Regions from separate parts of the Homo sapiens genome. Here region 2 is linked to region 1. Evidence: read pairs that join two places in POLR2A ChIA-PET (ENCODE). Cell type or tissue: GM12878. All regions are shown on one strand. Each heading gives the region's core, and the rest is flanking DNA. Links, peaks and the distances in the headings are about the cores only.

The links. Peaks named below come from ENCODE experiments on the same cell type or tissue, not always from the same donor. Only the 100,000 strongest peaks of a DNase experiment are listed, where the experiment ranks them.
Region 2: POLR2A ChIA-PET joins it to region 1 with 7 read pairs; 2 of 35 experiments call an interaction of 5 or more read pairs at or near these places.

What each region holds. Positions count from the first base shown.
Region 1 is chr17:43,468,889-43,473,282 of GRCh38, reverse strand. No RefSeq gene overlaps it. Among named protein-coding and RNA genes, the nearest start is that of DHX8, 13 kb to the left of the region's middle. In GM12878, for the core only: no CTCF peak of the experiment used is centred there; no DNase peak of the experiment used is centred there.
Region 2 is chr17:43,699,689-43,704,082 of GRCh38, reverse strand. All of the region lies in intron 3 of LINC02594 (long intergenic non-protein coding RNA 2594), which reads right to left. Among named protein-coding and RNA genes, the nearest start is that of LINC02594, 37 kb to the right of the region's middle. RefSeq lists enhancers at 1,343-2,212, 2,330-2,489. In GM12878, for the core only: no CTCF peak of the experiment used is centred there; a DNase peak (open chromatin) is centred at 2,672.

The DNA of each region.
Region 1 (4,394 bases), core at 235-4,234:
TGTGAGCAAAGGCATGACCCTGGGCTTGGTGGAGCAAAAAGATAGGAGAAACCTGAGTCGCTGACGTCCCAGAGCCACCACACCAACCCTAGACTGCTTACTCTTGAATTATGTGAAAAAGAAAAAAAAGGCCAGGCGCGGTGGCTCATACCTGTAATCCCAGCACGTTGGGAGCCCAAGGCGGGTGGATCACGAGGTCAGGAGTTCAAGACCATCCTGGCCAAGATGGTGAAACCCCGTCTCTACTAAAAACACAAAAATTAGCCAGATGTGGTGGTGAGCACCTGTAATCCCAGCTACTCGGGAGGCTGAGGCAGAGAATTGCTTGAACCCAGGAGGCAGAGGTTGCAGTGAGCAGAGATCGCGCCACTGCACTCCAGCCTGGGCGACAGAGTGAGACTTCGTCTCAAAAAAAAAAAAAAAGAAGAAAAAAAAAGAGAGAGAGAAAAAAAAACCCTCTGTCTGGTTTAAGCCTACCATTAATAGGGTATCATGACTGCATTACCTGAACCTACATCCTAGTAAGTAGACCCAATCAGGTTCAACTTTCACTTTCAGCAGCTCTCAGATCTATATGTCCACCGAAACACTCCCAAGATCCAATCCCACATTTCAGCTACCTTCTGGACTCTCCAGCTGAATGTCCAACTAGAATCTTAAAACCTAGGACGTACATTTAAAACCAAAGTTGGCTGGGTGCGGTGGCTCATGCCTGTAATCTCAGCACTTTGGAAGGCTGAGGTGGGCGGACCACCTGAGATCAGGAGTTCAAGACCAATCTGGCCAACATGGTGAAACCCCGTCTTTACTAAAAATACAAAAATTAGCCAGGTGTGGTGGTGGGTCCCTGTAATCCCAGCTACTCTGGAGGCTGAGGCAGGAGAATCACTTGAATCCGGGAGGAGGAGGTTGCAGTGAACCGAGATGGCGTCACTGCACTCCAGCCTGCGCGACAGAGCGAGACTCCATCTCAAAAAAAAAAAAAAAAATTAAATTAAAAAAGGGCAACCCATTTTCCAAGTCACCTAGGCTCCAAATCTGTGATACCTCCCCTCTTATGACCTCTACATCCAATAAATAGCCCCCCAACAACCTTAGTCCCCTGCACTCTCTGCATGCCCCATATCCTTCAACCAAATCAGACCACTTGCTTATCCCCATTCCTGAATATCCCATTCTGCTTCTAGAACTATTGCAGATTCTGTACTTAACTCTACTGAAAGTCCATACCCAGTAGGCCCTTCTCTTTAAAGGCATGTCTGAGTCATCCCTCAGAAGTCCATCTCAAAGCCTTGTATGAGGTAGGTATGCAAAGCAAGTGTTTTTCAGATTGAAGAAATAAAGTGGTTTGCCCCAAGCCACGTGGCTAGTTACAAATGTTCTGCCATATGATGGAGTCTGCACATTCAGATGATAGACACTATATTTCCTCCTTTCTTTATTGGGCTTACAATGTCATAAGGATATGGACTTCTTAGGAAAAGGTAGTGATTTGAGGAATTCTAAACTACAATTTAAATAACCATCCTGCTATTTTGAGCCTTTGGCATACCATACACTATAATTTTGTCGCTGTGTCTGTGTAACACAAGATAACTGATATAAGCATTTTATATATGTTCATGGGTTAGATGTGAATCTTTATCCAAACATGCTGTAGCCTGCCTGATTCCTTATGGGCCAGGAAGGCATTTAGAATACTAAGATATATTTCCAATTGTGCTTGCTCAGATCAAATTGAGAATAATTGTGGGATCCCTGGGTGAATTTTAAACAAATCAGAGGGTAACACAGCCAATATTTGAGCCACGTAGCTGGCTCTTACAATGAAATGTCTATAGCCAACCTTGTTTGTGTGCTCATGATTTTTTTTTAAAAGATGTGTGGAGCCATTGGAGAAAGAAAGTAAAGCAGTATTTTTTGAGTACCTACTTAGGCATGTGACTAGATACTTTGACCATTATTACCACGACCCTAAAAGTAGATAGGAACTACAAGAAGATACAGGGAGGTGGAGAGACAGGCAGCAAGGCCATTTGGCCAGACCTCAAATGATGGGGCCTCAATTTTGGTTGCTTTTGAGAGGCAAATTTGAGCAGAGCTGGTTTAAGCCTTGAACTATATCCTTCAGTTCTTTCTAAGAGCCATATTGCCCTCAGTTGCCAAGGCCTGATCTAGTCTTTCACAGTACCTGTAAATGCCAGCTGGGTTTGTGATCAAGAAACTGTTACCTTGGCCACTTAAGAGACAGTGCTCAAAGCTATTATAATTTCTGCTTATGATAACTTTCTTCCTCCGGAACATAGAGAAATATGCTCTTTGGATGTCATTCAGCTATTTCCATAAATATAAAAGAAAATGATTAATTGCACATATTCTTATATATTATAAATTGCATACATAATGATATCTATTTTAATGTATTGGTTTATGATAGCTTGAAATTCCTGATTTATCTCTTTTTTTTTTTTTTTTTGAGACAAAGTCTTGCTCTGTCGCCCAGGCTGGAGTGCAGTGGCCAATCTCGGCTCACTGCAATCTCCACCTCCCGGGTTCACGCCATTCTCCTGCCTCAGCCTCCCAAGTAGCTGGGACTACAGACACCTGCCACCATGCCCAGCTAAGTTTTTGTATTTTTTTTAGTAGAGATGGGGTTTCACCATGTTAGCCAGGATGGTCTTGATCTCCTGACCTCGTGATCCGCCCGCCTCGGCCTCCCAAAGTGCTGGGATTACAGGCGTGAGCCACTGTGCCCGGCCTTATTTCTTAAATTCTTTATAATTTTCTACATTTCCCCTTTATTAGCTTTAAACATAATTTACATAAAACAGAACAATTTCACATTCAATTATGTTCTTATATACTTACAGTAGTATTTTTGGGTTTTTTTTTTTTCAGTTCTGTAATAATATTATTCAGATAAGTTTGATTTGTTTTTGTTTTTGTTTTTGCTTTTTTTTGTTGTTTTTGTTTTGTTGTTGTTGTTGTTTTTGAGATGGAGTCTCGCTCTGTCGCCCAGGCTGGAGTGCAGTGGCACGATCTCAGCTCACTGCAAGCTCCGCCTCCTGGGTCCACACCATTCTCTTGCCTCAGCCTCCCGAGTAGCTGGGACTACAGGCGCCTGCCACCACGCCCTGTTAATTTTTTGTATTTTTAGTAGAGACAGGGTTTCACTGTGTTAGCCAGGATGGTCTCGATCTCCTGACCTCGTGATCTGCCCACCTTGGCCTCCCAAAGTGCTGGGATTGCAGGCGTGAGCCACCGTGCCCGGCCTATGTTTTGTTTTGTTTTTGAGACAGGGACTCACTGTGTCACCCAGGCTGGAGTGCAGCGGCATGATCACAGCTCACTGCAGCCTTGGACTCCTGGGCTCAAGCAACCCTCCCACCTCGGTCTCCCAAAGCACTGGAATCACAAGGAAAAACCACCACACTCAGTCCCAGGATTTTTGAAACTGGAATTGAGGGAAGAAACCAGGCCTTCTTTGATAGTGAAGCTAGATCCATGAGATACGAGAGATACCAAAAGCCATGATCCCCTCTCTGGGGAAAAAGCTGGACTGAAAGAATAAAGCCAACATGTGGGGAGGGGAACAAACAAAACCAGGAGAAAGTATCCTGGAGACATTTTAGTCCTCATTCCAGTTATCCCTTATTCTAGATGCCCTACGATCCTACCACTACATTCTCCTTTTTGCCCAAGCTGAGTCAAGCCATCTTTATATAACTAGTAACTGGCAGAGCAAAGAGGCCTGGATGGGTAAGTCTGACTCCTGAGCCCATGCTGTTTTCGCTGCAGGAGACCAAGTTTCATCTAATCACTCAGATCTTATCCCTGACAACATGGGAATCAACAGCACAAAGGTACCAAACCCAGCCCTTCAACTTCACGTGACTCATACCCACTTTAGCCTCAATCTTCTACAGAATGTGGGAAGCTGGTGTCCTCACTGGTGTTGTACATTTCAAGATGACACATGCATCTAGGGGCATGGGTTCAGAAGGAAATACTACACTCCCAGCTGTGTGTCTACACCGAACTTAGATGGGGTATGGTGAATAATCAGCCGCACAAAGCCACACCCAGGCAAGCTTGTACATACTTGAAAGAGTAAGAGAATGTGGAAAATCTGAATTAAGGCAAAGGTAACAGGCCTCTACATGGTTATATTCTTTGCTGCTCCCAATATACTTTCCCATGTTGTCTTGTTTTGAGTCTTATGGCAATCCTGGAGGGACAAAGAGCAGGTATAGTATCAACTACATTTTACAGAAAAGAAAACTATGAAAAAACAGTTGCCACAGTGCCAGGGCAGAGCAGATGCTCAGTAAACTCCTTCCTCCATTCCATGCGGTTTGGATGCTCAGTGACCATATGATGCATGAACAAATGTG
Region 2 (4,394 bases), core at 188-4,187, 230 kb before region 1:
TGCTAGAATATCCAGTCCAAGACAGTGACCAAAACTGAACCTGATTTAGTGACAAGCTTTCCCCCTCCCGGGTGGGCAGCCTGCAGTGAGAGAGGAGGCCAGTGGCATTTTCCTCAGTTTCTCAGCAGTGCCGTACCCAGCCTGGTCTTCAGCTCTCTGGGGTGGAGCCTGGGGAGAAAGAGGGGGAGGCCAGGGCAGTCCTACCCTGGGAAACAGGCTTTGGGCCTCTGGCTGGCCTTGGCCTATGTCTAACACCAGCTCTTTAGGCCTTGGTTAGGAGAAAGTCAATACATTTCTGGGTTTTGTGCAATATTCCTGTAGTAAGAATGGTCCCCTAGAGTAACAATGACTAAAACAAGATAATATCTACATTCATACTCTGACACAATTCTCACTTATTCTGCAAACTCTGATTAAAGGTCCATATGTGATTAACGCTGGGATAGCCCTGGAGATGCAGAAAACAGCCTTGTTGGGATGTTTGATGCCCTTGGCTTCATCACCCATCTCACAATGACCAGAAACTCAATGACACCCAGGTGAGGAGAAACTCATTTTTATCCCTGTTTAGTCAATAACCAGGAAGCACGGGGCTTACAATCTAGAGAACACTTCTAAAGACTACATCTTCAGCAGTACCCACTTTACTGATGGGGAAATAAGCCTCAGAGAGATTAACTAATGTGCCTAATGATATTTGGTAACTGACAAGGTTTAGACTCTAACCAAGGTCTTCTGGTCCTAACTTCAGAGTCCTGTGCACTTAAGACCACAATCTGACTCTCTTTTGTTGTCTGTGTGAGAGAAGAGTGAGGCAGGGATCTGAGTACATGAGAACGAACCAGGGAGGAAGGGCAGGCAGGCTAAACTCTCCCCGGGATCAGCAGAAAGCGGCCAGGACTCAGACACTCACTGTGGCCATGGAAGCTGCAAGGCAGATTTAAACTCCAGACATTTGAGACACCACGTAAGCCCTCCAGTACTGTAATATTTTTGGCGAGAGGAAGATGCAAGGAACACTTAAGATTTGGAATTGTTAACAGCAGTGAAAACACTACTTGAAAGCTGAAGGGAATAGCATGATGCCTGCTTGCAGCTCCCAGCTCACATTCATCCCCTCAGCCACCCAACATAAGGAGTTTATTTTCCCAAGAGTTCAAACAGGAGTCCCAGAACAGATCCTCATTGGCTCAGGCGGGTCACATGTCCCTCCCTAAACCAATCACTATAGCTAGAGGATTTGGAGCCCTGATTGGTCAGGCCTGGGTCATGTGGTTGATTTGGAGTACGCAAGGTGGAGTTAGCTCCCCGGCCCTACTTACAATGTGGGTAGGGAAGAGCTCTTAGCAGAAGGGGGAAGGGGGAACGGGAAATGGGAAATTAGATAAGAAAGAGGGCTTTGTACCACAGAAGGATTTCTACTTTATAGATTGGCAGTAGGAGCCCACAAATGCTTTCACATGGGAAAAGACATTTTCAATGTTGGGGGTCATGAAGGTGAATAAGGCAGCCAAGAAATTGTTGCTACCTAATCATTAGGTGTCAGTTAAACATGCATAGTATCGGCTGGGCGTGGTGCTGTAATCCCAGCACTTTTGGAGGCCGAGGCAAGTGGATTGTCTGAGCTCAGGAGTTCGAGACCAGCCTGGGCAACATGGCAAAAGCCGGTCTCTACAAAAAATGCAAAAATTAGTTGGGTGTGGTGGCACTGCCTGTGGTCCCAGCTACTCGGGAGGCTGAGGTGGCAGGATTGCTTGAGCCCCGAGTTGAGGCTGCAGTGAGCTGAGATTGCACGACGGCACTCCAGTCTGAGTGAAAGAATGAGGACCGGGCGCGGTGGCTCACGCCTGTAATCCCAGCACTTTGGGAGGCCGAGGTGGGCGGATCACGAGTTCGGGAGATCGAGACCATACTGGCTAACGCGGTGAAACCCCGACTCTACTAAATATACAAAAAATTAGCCGGGCGTGGTGGCAGGTGCCTGTAGTCCCAGCTACTCGGGAGGCTGAGGCAGGAGAATGGAGTGAACCAGGGAGGCGGAGCTTGCAGTGAGCCAAGATCACGCCCCACTGGACTCCAGCCTGGGCGACAGAGCGAGACTCCGTCTCAAAAAAAAAAAAAAAAAAGAATGAGACCCCATCTCTAAAAAAAAATAAAAAATAAAATAAACATGCATAGTATCTATTAATGTAAGTTACTCGGCAATATGGACAATGAGTAAGAGGGTAAAATCTGGTTCTGTCACTTACCAGACTTTGAAGGAGTTACTTAATTTCTCTTTGCCTCAGTTTCCTCATCTGCAAAATGAGGACAGTAACAATAACTGCTCCTAGGTTTGTTGTGCAGATTAAACAAATGTATACACCGTAAGGCACTTCAAGAAGGGGTAGTCAGAGTGTTTGCTTCAGTTCCCAGGAGCTGGGAGACCTCACATCCTGGCGGAGCCTCTAGTTCTGGCTGCACAGACCTGACTAGCCTGGCCTGGCCGCAGTAGCTGGCCCTGAGTAGTGACCCGCTCGCCCGCTGCCCTCGGAAGCCTCACTTGGCTGACAAACAGGAAGGTGGCAGGGCTGCCTGCGTGCCCTTGCCGCCCCCACAGCCCTGTGTCTGGCCCCAACCCTCATCTCTACTCGCGGCTGCGGTGAACTTGGATGGTGCTACTCTCACCACAAACCACAGTCCGTCACAAATTGCCGTGTGGTGAGTAGCGAGCACATTTATAATTGATGAAATCAGGGGGTGAGAGCTCATCGCTGAGATGCTCAGTAAACAAAGACCTGGTCCTTGGGTGGGGGAGGGGGTGCTTGAGAGTAAACAAGGGGACAGGAATGTTGGGGGGCTTAACTCTCCTGGAGAGTACATGAAAGGTCTCACCCACCAGCTTTTGTTTTTATTATTAAGCTTATTTTAAAGAGTTTCAATCCTATAGAAAAGTTGCACGAATATATAGACTCACATAGATTCCTTTTTTTTTAGAGACCGGGCCTCAGTCTGTCTCCCTGGCTGGAGTGCAGTGCTGCAATCATAGCTCACTGCAGCCTCAAACTCCTGAGGTCCTCTGATCATCCCACTTCAGCCTCCCAAGAAGCTGGAAGTACAGGCGTATACCACCGTGCCCACGTAATTTTTACTTTTTTTTTTTTTTGTAGAGATGGGGTCTCACTATGTTGCCCAGGCTGGTCTCAAACTCCTGGCCTCAAGTGATCCTCCTATCTCAGCTTCCCAAAATGTTGGGATTTACAGGTGTGAGTCACTGCACCTGGCCTAATAATTATATTCTTCAGTCTTTTCTTACTAGTCTGTTCTTAGTCTCATTCTGTTTAACCATTTGTGAGTAAGCTGCAGAGATCATGAACTTCCCTGCTAAATACCTCAAGGACATTTTCTTACATACCTATAAGAATGACTAACGGCCGGGAGCGGTGACTCATGCCTGTAATCCCAGCACTTTGGGAGGCTGAGGCGGGCAGATCACGAGGTCAAGAGATCGAGACCATCCTGGCCAACATGTTGAAACCCTGTCTCTACTAAAAGTACAAAAACAAGCTGGGTGTGGTGGCACCCGCCTGTAGTCCCAGCTACTCAGGAGGCCGAAGCAGGGGAATCGCTTGAACCCGGGTGGCAGAGGTTGCAGTGAGCCGAGATCACACTATTGCACTCCAGCCTGGTGACAGAGCAAACTCCGTCAAAAAAAAAAAAAAAAAAGAATGACTAATATCAGAAAATGTAATAACACAATACTAATATAAAATCCATGTTCAAATCTCACCAATTATCCAATACAATCCTTTTTAGCAACTCTTTTTTCCCAATCAAACCTGATTAGCCTTTCAATAGTCAAGGTCCCAGGTAATTGTCACCCTTGGTCCCCCACCCCACTGGGGGCTAGAATCCCACAGTCAGGTAGGAGTGATGAAGCTGTGGTCAGATCAGAAAACAAGGCCAAGCTTAGGATAACAGCTGGAGCCAGATGTAGAATCTGGCTAAGTAAGCTCTGGGAGCCCTGGAAGCTGTTTCCAGAAGGTCCCCAGGGATGGGAGCCCAGGTGAGCAGGGAGAGAGGCATGGAAGCTCTTACTGGGATCCCAAGGGAGACAGGAGGCTCTCACACTTCTGTCACAGCAGCCAAACCCTGGGCATGGACAGGTGGGGACAGGAGAGATGTTAGGAAGATAGGGAGGAGATCATCAACATTTCAGGCACAGAAGCTGGCAGAAGAGAGACACCTTTGTCATCTGTATTATGCTAATTGGTTAGTCTGTATATTTATTTAACAAATGTCTATTGCACCCTTACTGTATGCCAAAAACTATTTTAAGTGCTGGGGATACAGACCCAGTTCCAACCTTAAGGTGTTTATGTTCTATTGGGAGATGGGATAGTTTGCACTGTTGT